Regions from separate parts of the Homo sapiens genome. Here regions 2 and 3 are each linked to region 1. The links are chromatin loops, found by intact Hi-C in ENCODE. Cell type or tissue: OCI-LY7. All regions are shown on one strand. Each heading gives the region's core, and the rest is flanking DNA. Links, peaks and the distances in the headings are about the cores only. Region 1 has its middle 50 kb from the start of TNFRSF21. Region 2 has its middle 37 kb from the start of CD2AP. Region 3 overlaps TNFRSF21 (TNF receptor superfamily member 21).

Region 1 (6,109 bases), core at 636-5,635:
TTAGTATGCTAATTTACTTGATATATGATATAAAAATAAAATGTCGAGTAGAGCAGAATAAGAGGAGTTGGAGTGTTAGTGAGTGGACGTGTGTGTGTATGTGCATACGTGTGTTTGTGTGTGTGTGTGTGGTAGTGGGGAGGAGGCAGGCTGCAAAGGTTTGAAGGACATCAGGGAGTGAGTCACGTGGACAGCTGATGTAAGAGCCTCGCAAATAGAGGTTCGCAAATAGAGAGGAGAGCCAGTGTAAAGGTCGCGATATAGAACTATGCCTGGTATGTTGGAGAACAAATTAATGTCATCATATTTATCCTCTTCGTGATCAATAAACTTCAATACCTCCTCCACCAACCCTTGAGAGTATCATTGTATTACAGTCATTCATAAGAGTGGATTAAACAGATACAGAATATTTGTATAAGAGAGCAGGAAATAATATGATGCATTTTTAAAGACCTCTGCTAGAATGTTTTAAAAAAAATTTGCATTATTTTAGCCATTAACATTTCCTAAGAGTTTCAAGAAGGCAGCATTTCTAATATATAATAGGAGAACAAAATAGTAATAATGTGCCTAGCAGTATAGTATATAAAAGCAAAGTGAACTGCATCAAAACATAGATTAAATATTAAAAATATAAAAGCCAGCTTTTTTTCCCCAATGTGAAAAAAGTGAAATGTCCCAGTTAGTTGTTCAGCAAGTAGCACACAGACTTAAAAATAGATTGTTCTCAGAAAGACAGACAATACAAACTAAATTATGCTTTTTAATTCTTCATAATATCAATTTTTAAAGTAGAAACATAGGAATTTTCATTTTTATAGAGATGATTTAAAACATAGCATTGTTCTTAATATGTTTCATCATATTTTTAAAAATATAGACAAAAAATTACCTCTCACATTGTGAATTTTTTTTTAATAATTCTTTTTTAAATTTAGACAAGTACCTTTTGGTGGTCAAATTGATGAATACATTCAGTGGGACTAATTCTGGATTAATTTCTTGTAACTTAATTTTGTAGCTGCCAATTCCAAAAGCCAGAGACTTGTGTACCAACTAACTGTGAAAGGTTTTTTCAAATGAGATTCTTAACATTATCGGTATAATCATGGTCATTATCATCATTGTCATCATCATCATCATCATTACTTTTCCAGCCTCCTGCGTGGTTCTGGCTTCAGTAAAGGAGACACTCAGACTTTGAAAGCTGAATCAAAGAGGGGGAAGCTGTCTTACATTGTCTGGGTGATTTTGTAAAGGGGTCACAGTGTATTCAAGTTTTTATTTGGCTCATCACACACTATGTGGCATGCTGTGTTCCTGCAAAGACATTTTCAAATAAGCTCACATACACAACTTCTAGGAGTTGAGATGTAGACAGCCTTTCAAGGACAGCCATTCCACCCACAACACATGGTTAAAGGCAAGTGGCCCAACTTTCTGCTATAGATTAGATATGCTAATGTTCAAAAGGAAAGAACTTTGATGTGAAATGTAATGCCACCTCGGGAGAGTTTTGGGACTTTGTGGGGTTACAGTGAAGGGGAGCACTACCGGCAGAGTGGGCAAGGATCTGGGTTGTTCCTTGCCTTGGGATATGTGAGACACTCCAGCTTGAAGAATTGTCCCATGTCCTCTGCAACTTTCCCAAGTTGTCCCCAACTTGTCATATGTTCCTGAGGACATTCACGTAGGTGAAAAACCTGTTTATAATGATCTGGGTCTACAGCATATCTGCATTTTACAAACAAACAGGAGGTTATATTATCTGTGAATTTCATTTCAGGGTAGTGAAAGGGATATTATAAAATATCTATTATAAAAGGGGAAGTTGGGTCTGAGAGAGTGGATACTCAAAGAGAAAAATATCCCCCAATGTGTTTTTATCAACTCTTTTAATGTGAATTTTCTGGGAGATAGTATTTTATCAGCATTTCCTAAAGTAACCCCATTGTCAGCATCTCCCTCAGTCATGCATATTTAGATCCTCATGGCTTGTGACAGTGTCTTGGAGAGTTGTCTAGAGCTCCTGAGATGGAAACCAGGATCCTATGTAGTGAAATCTCCTTACCCAGCCCTGTTGGGTGGCACTGAACATTGTAACTAGTCTTTCTGAAGCTTGATTTTCTTATTTCTCAAAGGCCAATCACTCAAGGCAGGTGGGCAGATCACTTGAGGTCAGGAGTTTGAGAGCAGCCTGGCCAACATGGTGAAACCCTGTCTCTACTAAAAATACAAAAATTAGCCAGGCATGGTGGCAGGTGCCTGTAGTCTCAGCTACTCGGAGGCTGAGGCAGGGGAATTGCTTGAACCCAGGAGGTGGAGGTTGTAGTGAGTGGAGGTCGCACCACTGCACTCCAAATGAGACTCCATGTCAAAAAACTAAAAATAAAAATATAAAATTACATATGTTTCTTGCATTTTATTTCCATTGGCCATCAAGTGATTGTTGCTAAAAGCTAAATCTAAAAATCCCCTAATAAATAAACTATGAGGGTATATCTAAATACAAATTGGATACTCAGAAGTAAAAACCCTCTGAGCAGAAATAAAGCTCACCAAGGTTGGTTTCTTCCTCTGTTCCACTTCCTCCCCATATGGCATTTAGAGATATGAAAGTGGGGGAGGATAATAATTCACACTTCAAAACCAAATGCTCTGGTGGTGCTCCTATAATTAACTCCATTAATGGTAGGCTGTGACCCATGTTTTAAACATCTGTTCTGCTCTCAGATTGAGTGTGTCAAAGCAATGTCTTTTGAAGGAATTGGAAGGGGAATACAAAGGAGCTGTATTTTAGGGAGCTCTGAAATATGTGGCTCCTGGTGTGTGATGGCCTTCAGATAGAATTCCTACCACACCCTAAAAGACTACAGAATCTGGGCTCCTACCAAGATCCTCCCACTCATTCCCTTCTGTCCTCATTGTCTTCGTCTGGTCCTTGAAAGGCCAATCATGTTGTATTGCCTTGACTCTCCTTAGAACTTTCTTCCCCCATACTTTGTACTTCATTCAGGTCTCTGATCAAAATGTCCCCTCTTTTCTTGATTTCCTTATATAAAATAGATGCTATTTTGCCACAACCAATTGTATTTCCTTACCCTACTTCATTTTGCATACAGTACCTGACATTACATTACATAGTTATTTGATAAATTGTGTATTGCCTCTGTCTCCCACTAGAACATAAGACCAGTGAGTGCAGGGACATTATCTAATGCATTGTTTTATCCTCAGTGTCCAGAGCAGGAACTGGCATAAAATCATCTCCTGGTAAATATTTGTGCCCTGAATGAATTTCACTCTTTCTTAATTGTATATTTTCCACCAGGCCCAAAGTTCCAGATTGATGCTTATTCATGTGTTTCTCCTCCATGTTTCTTTGTGATTTAACTGATGTGCTTTTCCCGGGGCAAGAGTCTTACCTTCCATTTTTGTTTTACTTTCTGAATTTCCTTTTAATAATTAATAAGTATCTTTGCCTAATCAACCATTATTTTTTTCAATCCAAACTATTTGTTACTCAGGACTTAAAGGACTAGTTAGAAGTTTGGCTACAAAAGGTTTGGCAGGTTTTAAAGGCCTCCAAACATGGTTCAGTTAATTCATTATGCAAACTTTGCAACCACAAATCACTGGAACACAGGAAAGATTAATGGAACAGTGCAAGGAGACTTAAGGCAGATTTTGGAAAAATAGATTCCTTGAATTATTTACTATTTATGTTGATTGGGAAAAACAGAAGTTACTGGTTACCATTGTAGGAGGGTAGCAGAATATACCACTTCAAAATATGCCATTTTGGCATCAGGATTATTTTGAGCTGAAGGCAATTGAGAAGATGCGGATACAAGAAAACCTCTCTATCCTTTATTTCCCTAAAAACAGTGCATAAATTTGCGTAGATGTCCCCCCCTCTCTCTACTATGAAGAACAAAAGTTAATCAACATAGACAACTTTAGACCTTTATGAGCCTAGAGATGGCACCAGAGGAACCTACATAACAAACTTTACTAATTAGCCCTTAACCTTCCACTTTTTCCTCATGTATTTGCCTTTCCACAATCTGTTGCCCCTAGAAATGCAAAGTCCTTTTCCTTTGTCTTGTCAGTTATCTAAAAATGTATTGTTCCTCGGCTAAGATGCTAGATAATCTCAAATTAGAACCAATCCTTTAAGTTAGTCATCTATGGGTACTCCTGTATGTAAGCACCATGCACATGCTAATAAATTGTTTTTCTCTTGTTAATCTGTCTTTTGTCAATCTAATTTACAAGGCCCTAGCCAGGCTCTAGTGATCCTCTCATCTTGACCTCCCAAAGTGCAGGGATTAAACAAAAACAAAAACCAACCCCTGAAATGTACCTTTAGATATAAAGTTACAGAATATTGCCATTTTCTCAAAGGTAATGTATATGAACAGATACTAATGATGAGGCAATGGGATGAAGTGTTAGGCTTTTCTTCTCACCTATTTGTTTTGACTAAGTCTGGTTCTTTCGTTAGTCTTCTGTTTGGCCAGCTGATCTTTGAAATGGGTGTGTGAGCACCATACCCTCCCACAGGACTGCAACTTTGACGTCAGCAAGCTTCATTAGCTGCTGTTTGTCTAACCAAAGAGAACACGGGAAAGGTGGAATCTGTCTTTTAATTATCTGTCTGCCCACACGCCAGGTGTCACTTGCCCAACATTCAGACATCAAATAGACCAAGCCAAGCAAGGGAACACGGAACAACAGGAACAAAAGGCATAAAAGGAACCCAAGAGAGGCTGCTGGGAGAGCAGATTTCACTGTTGTGCTTCATGAAAGTATAGAGACACGATGTACCTAGAAGTTAAGCGGACCCAGATTTGTATCCTAGCTTTGCCACTATCAGCCGAGAGACTTTTTGCAAGTTATTTAAATGTCTGAGCCTTATTTCCAAGATTAAAACAGGAATAACAATACAAACCTTCCAGGTTTTTTTTTTAAATTAATGAGTGACATGTATGTAAACCATGTGCTGCATTGTACTACTCAATAACTAGTAGGAGTTATTGTTTCTGATATTCTAGGAAGAAAGAGGGCATATGATGATGTCTTATTTCATGTCTCATGCTCACATCGACACTGACTATGGAACCAGCTTGCAGAGGGATGCCCTGGAGCCAGAGCCACCACACAAACATTTTTTGCCCACTTGAAACTTCTCACTTCAGCCTCCACTAGGTTTCTGTTCTGTGGAAACCACAAGATCACATAAATTTCTCTAGAGTAGGAAGTGAAGCTACAAGAATCTTTGGTGTGTCAAGCTGGTATGACCCTTCCCTTGGGTCAGAGCCTTGAGGGAGCTAGCATAGAATCACAGTCCAGATACAAATAAGACTTTTACCAAGGCCAAGGGAGAACCCAAATACATAAACGAGAGTTGAAGTAAAGGAGAAGGCAGTAGGGTTAGCCATTAATTTAGCCAAAGATCATCCTGTGTATTAGCAGGTAACCTTGGGCATGTTACCTAACCCAAGTCTTATTTTCCATTGCTGTAAAATAGGGATAATGAATACCTACCTCAAAGGTTTATTACCATGATCAAATATGATAACATTGGTGAAGCACCTTACAGATTACTCAATACTTAACAAGTACTCAAAATGTCAGTTGATACCTCCTTTCCACAAATCCTCTTTCTCATATAGCAATGTGTTGGAGCTGGCTCACACTGGAGCTACGTGCAATTGTGTTCATCTCTTCCCCACTTCATGTTCAGGGATATCATGTGGATTACTTGAAATTTGCTATGGTGGGAGTATTTACACCATGGATATTGGCAAATTGCTGTAAGTCAGGGCTTCCTCAATACCTTCCACCAAGAAAAAGCTCATTTTAAAACCTTAATCAGCATACCACTAGGTATTGAGCAGGTAATTTAACATCTTTGACCCTCAGTCTCCTCATCTTTCAATGAGGGAGAATACAATTCTTTCAACCTCACAAGAATTTTGTGTCAACATAATAAAAAATGGAAAATGACTTGAGAGTAGTGATGATTAATATTGTTAGCTAGAGAAGGTGCTGATGTATTTCTTCCTGAAAATAACAAGTCCTAGTTTTTCTGAATATTCTG
Region 2 (6,109 bases), core at 743-5,742, 80 kb before region 1:
TACCCCCAACCCTGTGCTCTCTGAAGCATGTGCTGTGTCCACTTAGGGTTAAATGGATTAAGGGCGGTGCAAGATGTGCTTTGTTAAACAGATGCTTGAAGGCAGCATGCTCATTAAGAGTCATCACCACTCCCTAATCTCAAGTACCCAGGGACACAAACACTGCGGAAGGCCGCAGGGTCCTCTGCCTAGGAAAACCAGAGACCCTTGTTCACATGTTTATCTGCTGACCTTCCCTCCACTGTTGTCCTATGACCCTGCCAAATCCCCCTCTCCGAGAAACACCCAAGAATGATCAATAAATACTAAAAAAAAAAAAAAAAAAAAAAATCACAGATCTGGATGTGGTGGCTCATGCCTGTAATCCGAACACTTCAGGAGGCCAAAGTGTGAGGATCACTTGTGGCCAGCAGTTCAAGACCGGCCTGAGCAAGCTAGTGAGATCCCTTCTCTACAAAAATATTTTAATATGAAAAATTATGAAATCATTGTCATGTGAATTAATAATCAAAGAGTTAAAATAATGTAGTTAAAATAATGAAGAAAAATATTAAAGAGGTACATTAGGCAAATTATTGATTTAAAAATTACATTGTTTTTCTGGATTTGTGGTGTTCATGGTACTGGTTATCTCCTAAAATTTGTAGTTTTGATTTTTTTTTCTCATTCAAATTGTGAAGTTAATTTTTAAACCTAATTTTAAATTTGTAATTTTGTTGCTTTGTAAAAAGAAGGCCCCAAAATTGTATTAGGGTCAAACCCCTACAAAACTGGAATCTGCCCCTGGCTGGATCGCTATATCCTAACTAAGATAGGGTAAGAGAGCCAGTCCTAGCTTCTGCCTTGAGAAAGGGCTCATCATATGCGGAATTCTCCAAACATAGGAAGGGTGTTTAAACATGCTAGGTGGCCTCAGACATGACAAATATCCCTTATACTATGCTTGAGTGTATGTTTGGTATTTAGGAATAGTACCTCTCTTGAGAAAATATACTTGGAAAGATTTTGGAAAGGGAATGGAGAGGCAGGAACACATGACAGAAATATTGCGTACACATGGTGAGAAATTGGATTGTGCATGAGACGTGATGACCCTGAGGGTTAGCATAGATAATTATCAGGATGGTGCTGGGTGCGGTGGCTCATGACTATAATCCTGGCACTTTGAGAGGCCAAGGCGGGGGATCTCTTGAGGCCAGGAGTTTGAGACCATCCTGGCCAAGATGGTGAAACCCCATCTCTGCTAAAAATACAAAAATTAGTAGGCCTGGTGGTCCATGTTTGTAATCCCAGCTACTCGCGAGGCTGAGGCAGGAGGATCACTTGAACCCAGGAGGCGGAGGTTGCAGTGAGTCAAGATTGTGCCATTGTACTCCAACCTGGGCAACAGAGTGAGACTCCATCTCAGAAAAAAAAAAAAAAAAGGCTGGGCACAGTGGCTCACACTTGTAATCCTGGCACTTTGGGAGGCTGAAGCCGGTGGACCATGAGGTCAGGAGTTCGAGGCCAGTCTGGCCAACATGGTGAACCCCGCGCCCCCCCGCCCACCCGTCTCTATTAAAAATACAAAAATTAGCTGGGCATGATGGCAGGTGCTTGTAATCCCAACTACTCGGGAGGCTGAGTCATGGGAATCACATGAACCCTGGAGGCGGAGGTTGCAGTGAGCTGAGATCACACCACTGCACTCTAGCCTGGGCGATAGAGTGAGACTCGGTCTCAAAAAAAAAAAAAAAAAAGTATCAGGATGGCAATGCCAATAACCAAGATAGGCATCTCAAAGCTGATACAGATTCAGGGAGGAATTGGGGAGACAGAGAGTTGGATTTGAAACATTATGGGATTCAAATTGTATAAGTCTTTGGAAGGACCAAAGTTAGCAGAACTATTAGTATTAATTCACTAACTCTAAAAAAAAAAAAAAATCACCATTTCATAGTGCTGGATGAAGGGTAGTACAAACTACACTTATAAAATGTAACTTAGCAGTCAAAAGGGGTTAAATAAAATAACAGATCAATTTAGAAAAAAAATCAACAAATGTAATTGAAAGCCAGGTGTAATTAAAAGGCATATTAGGCAAAATATTACTCATGATTAAATACCAGAGATCCTGCTTTGATTTAACCAAATTTTAACCTTTTTTACCCTAAAAAAAATAGCACAACTAGAAAGTACTACCAAAACAAAAACCCAACCCAATATAGGCTGGGTGCGGTGGTTCACGCCTGTAATCCCAGCACTTTGTGGGCCCGAGGAGGGCAGATCACCTGAGGTCAGGAGTTTGAGACCAGCCTGGCCAACATGGTGAAAGCCTGTCTCAACTAAAAATACAAAAAATTAGCCGGGCATGGTGGCATGTGCCTGTAATCTCAGCTACTCAGGAGGCTGAGGCAGGAGAATCACTGGAACCTGGGAGGCAGAGGTTGCAGTGAGCTGAGATTGCGCCACTGCACTCCAGCCGGGACTACAGAGGGAGACTCCATCTCAAAACAAAAAACAAAAGAAAAAACAATATAATAGTATAATATTCTCATTTTACATATGGATAAACTAAGCCTTAGAGAGTAGTTAAATGACCTGCCTGTTTGTGGACAGTGGTCTGGACTCCAGTGCTCTTAGCCAGAACATTTTATTGTCTTTCAGCATTCAATTATGCTGCCTTCACTATTTTGCTGGAACACACCTATGTAGGAGAGCATTATGCAAATATATCGGCTTTGTTCCACCACAACCATGGTGAGCTAAATTTAACTTTGATAGCCTCACATCCTTATTAAGAAACAATGACCCATTCAGAGTTGCACAGAAACACGTGACCAATAAAATTGTATTCCTCGAGTGTCCAGCTTTTGGCAACTCTGCTGTTTAGGGTGTAGAGCTTGTATAAAGGAGGAACATGGCTTAATGTGACTTTGTTTGAATAACAGGAAGACAGAAGTTATTTGTATTCTAGTGAATTATATTTAGTCTTTTTTTTCCTTTCCAATTTCAGGTGGGGGACTTTAACTGGGCTCCAGGGAAAATGAGACCAGGAAGCTACGGGCATCCTTCCTGGAGCTTACCTACAGGTGTATGGTTGTACATCCCTATCCAAAGTAACCGTACCCTAATTTTCAGCCCTTTTTATTTCCTACATTTTATTCATCACAGTTACTTTTCTTATGTGTTTGCCTATTCTCTTTCTTTCTCCTAGAACATACACATTTTTTTTCTTTTCTTTTCTTTTTTTTTTTTTTTTTTTTTGAGACAGAGTCTCACTCTGTTGCCCAGGCTGGAGTGCAGTGGTGCAATCTTGGTTCACTGCAACCTCCACATCCCAGGTTCAAGCAATTCTTGTGCCTCAGCCTCCAGAGTAGCTGGGACTACTGGCATGTGCCAACACGCCCGGCTAATTTTTGTACTTTTAGTAGAGCCGGGTTTTCACCATGTTAGCCAGGCTGGTCTCGAACTCCTGACCTCAGGTGATCTGCCCGCCTCGGCCTCCCAAAGTGCTGGGGTCACAGGCATGAGCCACCACGCCCTGCCATAGAATATACACTTTTAACAGGGATAACATTACCCCTGAGGGAGTGAAAGTTGATTCTTGGGAGCAAAAAGCCATTGATATTTCTGTGTATAATGCATGGATATAGACACAGTACATAAATATATACACGATATCTGTGGTATCAAAATTCCATGGTGGAGCAGTTAGGAAAGGAGTGTCTAAAAATGTTTCTTAGGGGGCAATAATGAAAAAATGGTAGAGAAACAATATTCTGGGAACTAAATTTCAGAAGGGCAGGGCCTACAGAATCCTTGCAGATTGCAGTCCCAGTGTTTGCCAATGTCCCGCACAGAGTTAGGGCATAGTAAAGGGTATAATGAATATTTTGAAGAATCAACTGTTCATCCACCTTTTTGACAACAAATCACATTTCACATAGTGTTGTCATTATTTTAAAGAAGGGAAAAGCGGAGAGTTGGGTAAAGGAAGCTATGAAGTGGAAATGTGTTTCTTTTTAAGGAAACTAGGCAGGTAGGGCAGGAATACCTATATATAAAAAATTAAGTTTTCAACTCAGAAGTGAAGTTGCTTCTCTATTTTTCCAGAAGCCTACTCTGTCACAATTGACTAGTGCTGACTTTTAGATATCTTTGTGCAAAATGCCTAATTTAGAAACTAGCATACAGCATTCAAATCAGAACTTTTCTATTATTCTGAAAATAGAATGTTTTGCCTAAAGTCCTTCGTAGGTATTATTACATCTTCCACATGAGGCCAGACCCAAATGTGATGAGCTCAAAGCCCTGACTGCCAAGAAGCGGGTGTGACATCTGGGAGAAGAGAAGTGCAATGGTTCCAGACATTTATTTCATAGTATCCATTCTTGGCCAGAGAGGGCCGGCCCCATGCCTGTCTCCTAATAGACTAATATTGGGCTCCTTTTAGGTCAGCGTTGGGACAGCTGACGCTAATTGAGACAGTAAGCATTTCTTGTGGTCTATTTCTATTTCCCCAGCACAAGACTTCTTCTTGCAGCTTCCTCTTATCATGCAAAGTCACAACATCTGAGAGTTTTTCAGAAACAAAAGAAATGCTACAGTTATGATCTGGTGTTAACTGACTTCTCCTGGACCCTGTACTTTAAGTGCCCATGGTCATACAGGAAAACTCCTTTTTGTTTTTTTGTCTTGTTTTGTATTTGAGACAGGGTCTCACTCTGCTGCCCAGGCTGTAGTGCAGTGGTGCAATCTCGGCTCGCTGCAACCCCCGCTTCCCGGGTTCAAGTGATGCTCCCACCTCAGCCTCCCATGTAGCTGGGACTACAGGTGTGTGCCACTGCACCTGGCTAGTTTTTGTATTTTTTGATAGAGAAGGGATTGCACAGTGTTGGCCAGGCTGGTCTCAAATTCCTGACCTCAAGTGATCTGCTCACCTCAGCCTCTCAAAGTGCTGGAATTACAGGTGTGAGCCACTGCGCCCAACCAGGAAACTCCTTTTAATATGAAGATCTTCAAGGGCATTCCATCCTCTAGTGTTGGTTTTATCCTCATCAGTGTCCTGTTCTATACACCTTAAGTGTCATGAGAGTCCCATAGGTTGGGTTAAGTAGACAGAAACACTCTTGACAGCATGTTATACCAAATAGAATTTCTACATATGAATTAGAAGTTTCTGAGCAAAGCAATAACAATAATAAAAGAATAGAAAATAAATATATTTAGAAAAAATTAAAAAATTATTCTGAAAGAGGCAGCTAAAGTGATTTAACAAAGAAGTATCTACAGATGAGGAATAAAAACATGTCCCCGTATTTCACCCATTTTAAGATGAACTACATGTTTGTAGAAATGATTACACAAGGATAAATTTCTTGGAAACATAGGAAAATATATTCCACTGGAGAACAGGAGATTTGGGGGAGGAGATTTTGACTGCAAGAAGGAAATGGAATTTGGAACACAGGAGGGTTGTTAGCCTTTGAAAGGGATCCACTCTTTCTTTGAGACTTTTGGAAAAGGAAAAAGTGATAGACACGGGGAAACACTCAGGTGAAAAGTTAGCCAGAGTTGTGATGATAGATATATCTTGATTTATCTCAAGAAGACCACTCTTGAAGTCTGGACTCAGTGAAGCCTGCATTCAGAATTATTTTCTGAGTCCATGTGAATGCTCCCCTGGAGCTGTTATTCCATCCTCTCCTTCATCATCCATGTTGTAAAATCCACGAGCCCTTATAGGCATGATGGTCAGGGTTGGCAGGTTGCTTCCAGTCAGTGGAAAAGAGCATGATCCTTAGTATACCTTGGTTGTACTAGCACCATACAAACTGCCCCACCACAGGAAGGTGACAGAGGTCATCAACTTTAATGACAGCAGTGAGGAGGAACTGAGAACTATGAGCTAGGAAGAATTTGAAACAGCCCGTGTGGGAAGTATATGTGGGAGTTCGTGTGCACTGATAAAGTGTTATTGACTTTCAGTAGTCAAAAGAAGAATGAAGGACATTTATACGGAGATTTTTAACCTAGGGAATTCAAACAATTATAGTGCACATTTTCAAGAAAGAATGAAGTAAAATTATGAAGTACAGTAGAGGCTCTCTGATAGACCTCCATTTAA
Region 3 (6,109 bases), core at 501-5,500, 110 kb after region 1:
TGTTTTTTCTCTTCATAAGCCTGAAAGTGCCTATGTTATGTTCCACTAAAAGGATTAGCCCTGGTGTGGCTTTTTGTTGCCTCTGTCAAGAACAGCCGGTTCATTATTAACCATGGTGGCCTATTAGCCATTTTTAAATTAAACCCATTCAGAGTCTGACTCTTTCTTTATCTGAGGTATGAGCTGTATTTTTCAGCACTCTCTTCTTTCAAGTTCAATATCTAAACTGAACCCAGCCTTCCAGAATCATAGCTATTCTTCCCTTCTGGGACATGAGCATTTGGAATAAGCAGCAAAACAGTGGGATAATAGTTGTAAGTTATTGCAATTTTACCAAAGCTATTAAAAAACAAAACACTGCCCTAATACAGCATTCCAGTTTGTATGTTATCTCTTTTCCCATCCTTTTACTTTGATTTTTTTCTCTGTCTTTATTTAAAAAATGTCTCTTATAAGAAGCATATATTTCAGATTTTTTTCTTAAATCTAGTCTGATAGCTTTTGATAATTAGAGAATTTCAGTGTGTTTACATTTTTATGTAATTATATAATTGCTTTTTAAATGTAATTTTTAAAATGTAATTACTCAAATATTTGGGTTTAAATCTACCACATCTTTGTTTTCAATTTGTCCTCTCGTCTTTTTTTATTTTTTTCTCTCTCCATCTTTTCTTGCTTTCTCTTGGAATAATCAAGTATTTTTTTCTTATTCCATTTTTCCTCATCTGTTAGCTTGTTAATTTCACATTTTTTACTTCACTTTTAAGGGATACCCAAGGGATTACAACACACATGCTTAATTATGAGATATAGGCAATAAATGTGTACTTTTTACCATTTTACAGATACTACAACCTTAGAAGACTTTAATCCTATTTATCCTCCTCTTATACTTCGCTTTTGTTTTCATGAATTTTAATGTTACACTTTTAATACTGCTAAAAGGCAGAGTTATTACAGTTTTACACAGTCAGGAGTCACACAGATTTATCTGCATATTGATCTTTTCCATTCTTAACATTCTTAATACCTTCCTCCTGGAGCTTCAACTTCTACCTGAGAAAATTTTTCTTTTGCCTAAAGAATACTTCTATGTGTAGGTTTCCAGCAGTAAACTCTGTTTTTCTTGGTCTGAAAAGTGCCTATTTATAAATAAATAAATTGCATTATTTCACCTTAGTTTTTGAAGGATAGCTGGAAATAAAATTCTAGCTTGCCAGTTATTTTCCTTTAGTCCTTTAATGCCTGGATTTAAGTTTCCCCTGCTAACCAGCAAACGAGAGGATGTGATTTTATTTTTAAATCTATATGACATAACACATTTTGTGCACAGTATTATAACAGGCACTTTGGGCAATGCAAAGATGAGTAAGACAAAGTCAATGCCATCAAGGAAGCTTACAGTTGGATGGAAGGAAGAAGTTTACACATACTTATATAATCTGAAGGAGTAAATCCAAGAGGTTGGGAGGAGGAATGTGCTGGATCGCCATCTAACCAGCCAGTAAGGCTCCGATTAGAACATCAGTATGGAGACGTGTGCCGGGTTAAATCCCTGTCCTGGCAACATAGTCATTTTAGGGACCCTGAGTAAATTACTTGGCCTCTCTGCCTCAGTTTCTTCATGAGACAATAGGAACAACATGCGTGCCTGTCCTATGGGTTACTCTGAGAATGAGGTGAGTGTGACCCACTGTAAGCATTTGTCAGATGTTGACTATTAATAGTTGCAATTATTTCCAGGCTCTGGAGGCAAGAGAGATGGAAGAATGTTCCTAACTAGCTAAAACTCATACACATAATGGGTCTTTTAGATGCTGAATACTGAGGGTCACTTAGTGTTGGGTGGGGATGTTCACCCAATTCCAGGACTGCTGAAAGCAGGTGGCCGAGCAGGAAGTGCTATCTGGGTTCAGTGCCCCAGAGCTGGAAATCCCAGCTAACTGTAGCTATGTGTTGCTTACTGCCTGAGCACATGTTCCTAGGCTGGCTGGAATGTTTTCTCTAGCAAGGGAGATAATGGTCTGCTTCCTCAATAGCTGTCAGAGAAACAAAATTGAGCAAGTGAATTTCTGGTTTTCCTTATGATTTGGTTTTCTATGTTTTTTTTTCACTCCCCCCTTTTATTTTAGAGCCTTTGTATGTGCAGAGAGACTTAACCAGTGCACTCTTTCCCTGCGCCTTGGCTAGGGTGGGAGGAAAGGAGTCTGTTTCTTCTCCTTAGGAAACCCTGGGCAAACAATTTCTCTAACTCTGAGATTTTTCCATTTAAAATGGGAATTACAGAACCTGCCCTTCACACTCTGAGTGGTTATCAAAATTAATTTTGATAATCAAATTACTGGGGGCCATACTAGAGTGAGATATTAAAGTGATGCTTTGCAGCTAGGTTCAGAAGTATTATATCTGTGGTTAGAGTTTCAGCATCCCTTCATTGCTTCATGAGAGAAAGGGGTGGAAAAAGAAATTTTATAGATACTTAAAAAATGATGGTATTAAAAACAACCACAACAATTTAAAATAATATAAATTGTTACTTTAGCTGTCTGCTTTGATCAGAGATTCACAAATGTAAAGGACTGATGTTAACCAGGAAGCGGAGTGGAGAATCAATGCTCTACTTCTTATCTCTCCTTCCATAAGATTAAGCAGATTAAAACTACACTATAATTTCACAACCAGTGGACCCACCGCCAATGTTTTGTGGTGGTTGTTGTTGATTTCTATATAATAGAATTAATTATTCTTTGTTAGGATATTTTAGTCCTTTCCAGAACCACATAGGGGACCTATGTCTCAGGAACAGAGCATTTGTGCACTTAGGCACTCTCTCTCTCTCTACTATAGTAGACTCTGTGTTGGATCCTGGATGGCTTTGCTCTGTGTAATCAACTCAGAGAATCCCAACAGCTAGAGAAGTACTGGGCCTTCTATTTTGGTGAGAGCAGCACTCCTGCCTCTGCTGCAGAGGGAACTACAGTTACTGATTTTTTGCTTACCAGCTGCAGGATGCAGCTGTCCTTATCTACGGGTCTGACTGAGACCAGCTATTTTCAGAAATTTAATACAGTGAGGACGAGTTGAAGCAAATACCAGCTGTACATTAACTGTTGACTTTTTGGCTATTCAAATTAGTCTTTGTCATTAATTTTCCAATTTGTCATCTCTTAGAAATTAGGGATCTTGTCCTAAGACCTGAGGACCTAAGGTAACAGCTAAACTTGCATGTATCTAGCAGCTGCCCTCTGCTGTGTTACTGCAGCATGGAGGGTTATTTAAGGTCAAGTTACTTAATTCATGGGGTGTGACTGCAGGCTCTGGGGAACTTCTGGGGTGGTGAGGAGAAGAGGACATTATAAAGGGATTGCTGACACACATAGAACCAGGAACATTTAGTGATGCTTGTGTTTAAAGTTGTCATTGCGCACAAAGGAGCAATGTTTATAAATAGGCTTTAGATTTTTAATGACATTTCAGGCTGTTCTATTTATTATCATAGTCCAAAGTTTCATTCAGTTAGTTGACAACCTTTTGTCAAACACCAGCTGTGAGCCTGGTACTGGATAAAGAAGAAAAGTGGTCAATGCCTTTCAATAACTCACTTGTGGTGATGGAGACACGTGTGCAAATAATTATAATTCAGTGGGATAAGCAAATGTTATAATAGAAGTGTGCATGAGGAATTATAAGCATCAGGGTGAAGAAGTACTCAACCTGCCAAAAAAATACATAGAAAGCTAGAGCAGATATATATTTGTCCATTTGAAAGTCACTTAAAAAAATCAGACTAGTTTTTTTTCAAGACTATATTTTGGTCTTCTTTCCTGAAACTTTCACATTTGGTTTCTGCCTAGGAAGCCCCACCTGCTTTTTCATATTAAGGGCTTCTCAAATCTTTGACTCTGCAAAGAACGTCTGTTTTACTTACATCCTTGTTTTGCTCAGTAGCAAGCTTTTTAGAAACCCTTAACTGTTCTGTAATATTTAAGGTATAGAAATAAGGTTTTAATATCCCAGTTCATGTCACGTGCTAGATATTGAACTTTGAATCTCCAGGAACTACTAGAAGGAACTGACAAATTCAAGAATTTGACTTTGTCTCTCTGAATTGGGTTTGAATTTTGCTTTTGCCACTCACTATGTGACCTTGGGCAAGTCCTATACAGTCTCCAAGCTTTGTAAGTGCTTTGTAAAGATCTTGCTGAGAAATAGAGGTGAGTGTAAATGCCCAGTCCTGCACTTGACATAGAGCAGGGGGCTCAGTAAATCTTAGCAACTATTTTCTGTGTTGGAATTTGAATTCTACATTGTCCTTTTTTTGACTTGACAGCAAATGCATTATGTTTTCAGTAAATGCACATTAAGTTGAAATCAGCATTTGCTAAATATCTGTTGTGTCCCAAACACTGTCTGGGTGCTCTATAGCTGGTTTATTTAGCAAGCTTCATGGTCCTGAGAAGTATAGGTGGGTATATTCTCATTAAGATAGTGATATGGTTTGGGTCTGTGTCCCTGCCCAAACCTCATGTTGAATTGTAATTCCCAATGTTGGAGGTGGGGCCTGGTGGGAGGTGACTGGATCATGTGGGCAGATTTCCTGCTTTGGCACTGTTCTTGCAATAGAGTTCTCACGAGATCTGATTGTGTGAAAGCATGTGGCACCTCCCCCTATCACCACTGCTCTGACCATGTAAGACATGCCTGCTTCCCCTTTGCCTTCTGCCATGATTATAAGTTTCCTGAAGCCTCCCCAGTCATGCTTCCTATACAGCTTGCAGAACCGTGAGCATATGAAACCTCATTTCTTTATAAATTATCCAACTTCAGGTATTTCTTTATAGCAGTATGAAAACTGACTAATACAGATATATTACTATATTTCATTGAATCCCATGTCAATTGTAAGATATACCATTGTCATTATGTATTACTGAGAAAGAAAATACTGTTAATTATAATTGTAAGAGACACCTCTATTTCAGAGATGTTAAAATGTGAAAAAAATATGCATCATAGAATTTTAATAAATATAGTAGTTGAGCTTGCTGTATGCAGATCGTAAGGAGAAAAGTCTAGGAAACAGATTCTTGGGGTCTTTATATTAATATACACTCCCTGCCCAACACACACACACACACACACAAACACACACACACACACACACACACACACACTTCTTCTTAGTATTGCCTTTAAGGTTGAGATAATTCAACACAGACAATTTATTTAATAGATTATCAGAGCACCCATTATGTATTGAGCCCTGTACCAGGCACTGAGATACTAAATGAAACAAAACAAAACACAAAGCAGAATCATCCCTTAGGATGCTGACAGTTTTATAGGAGGGATAGATATGTGAGCCAGACTTGAGAATATATTCTGTGAAGCTGCTATACAGAGGGATGGAAGTGGGCTTTAATTTTTTTCTGAGACAGAGTGTCTCACCATTCAGAAAAGGCTGGGTCTGTTAGTGGATGACATTTCCCACCCCTTTAATCTACACCCTTCCTGGCTTTCTCAAAAAGTGCATTGGGAGGAAATCAGAATCAATACTGTGAAAAGAAGCTTATTTTCTCCATCAATTACCAGTGCAGGAGAGCACATTTTCACTTTTTCTTTTTAAAGGCAAAACACCGATTTGGATAAAGTTGAATAGCTTCCAGCTTTGGCCTAGCTTCTCCACTCTGTGTTTGTGAAAGTGTCCCTTATTCTGTTATAACCCAAGTGTCAATAACAGGTACACTTGCTGATGAGGAATTGCATCATGGTCAGCAGTAGGTTTTATTTTATATCAGTTAATTTCGAGGTTTTCATCACTTATTTTTCACCATTTCCTTGGGAGAGACTAATGTCATTCCTGGTTTTTTAATAAACAATTGCCACAGAGGAAACTTTGATCGATCTACAGTTGGACTTTCACAGGACAGGCTGAAATTAAATGCCCAACAACTAAAATGACTTATCACCAAAAAAGTACTAGAAAAAAAACTTGGGGGAAATGTTTTGTTTTTATAATCACAACAGTAGAGAATAACATAAAGCACAGAAGCCGTACAAGAACAATGCAACTACTTAACAATAAATACACAAGCCAGAAAACACCGTA

Evidence for each region. Hi-C counts contacts between places; a loop is a spot of excess contacts. Peaks named below come from ENCODE experiments on the same cell type or tissue, not always from the same donor. Only the 100,000 strongest peaks of a DNase experiment are listed, where the experiment ranks them.
Region 2: a loop joins it to region 1, with 7 times the contacts of the local background. A loop is called at or near these places in 1 of 110 quality-filtered maps.
Region 3: a loop joins it to region 1, with 12 times the contacts of the local background. A loop is called at or near these places in 1 of 110 quality-filtered maps.

Annotation. Positions count from the first base shown.
Region 1 is chr6:47,357,139-47,363,247 of GRCh38, reverse strand. No RefSeq gene overlaps it. Among named protein-coding and RNA genes, the nearest start is that of TNFRSF21, 50 kb to the right of the region's middle. In OCI-LY7, for the core only: no CTCF peak of the experiment used is centred there; DNase peaks (open chromatin) are centred at 2,137, 2,637, 4,617 and 5,237; H3K4me3 peaks cover 3,499 bases; H3K27ac peaks cover 5,000 bases.
Region 2 is chr6:47,437,569-47,443,677 of GRCh38, reverse strand. No RefSeq gene overlaps it. Among named protein-coding and RNA genes, the nearest start is that of CD2AP, 37 kb to the left of the region's middle. In OCI-LY7, for the core only: no CTCF peak of the experiment used is centred there; DNase peaks (open chromatin) are centred at 2,747 and 4,517; H3K4me3 peaks cover 2,810 bases; H3K27ac peaks cover 3,271 bases.
Region 3 is chr6:47,244,493-47,250,601 of GRCh38, reverse strand. All of the region lies in intron 4 of TNFRSF21 (TNF receptor superfamily member 21), which reads left to right. Among named protein-coding and RNA genes, the nearest start is that of TNFRSF21, 62 kb to the left of the region's middle. In OCI-LY7, for the core only: no CTCF peak of the experiment used is centred there; DNase peaks (open chromatin) are centred at 1,911, 2,991, 3,871 and 4,661; H3K4me3 peaks cover 4,183 bases; H3K27ac peaks cover 5,000 bases.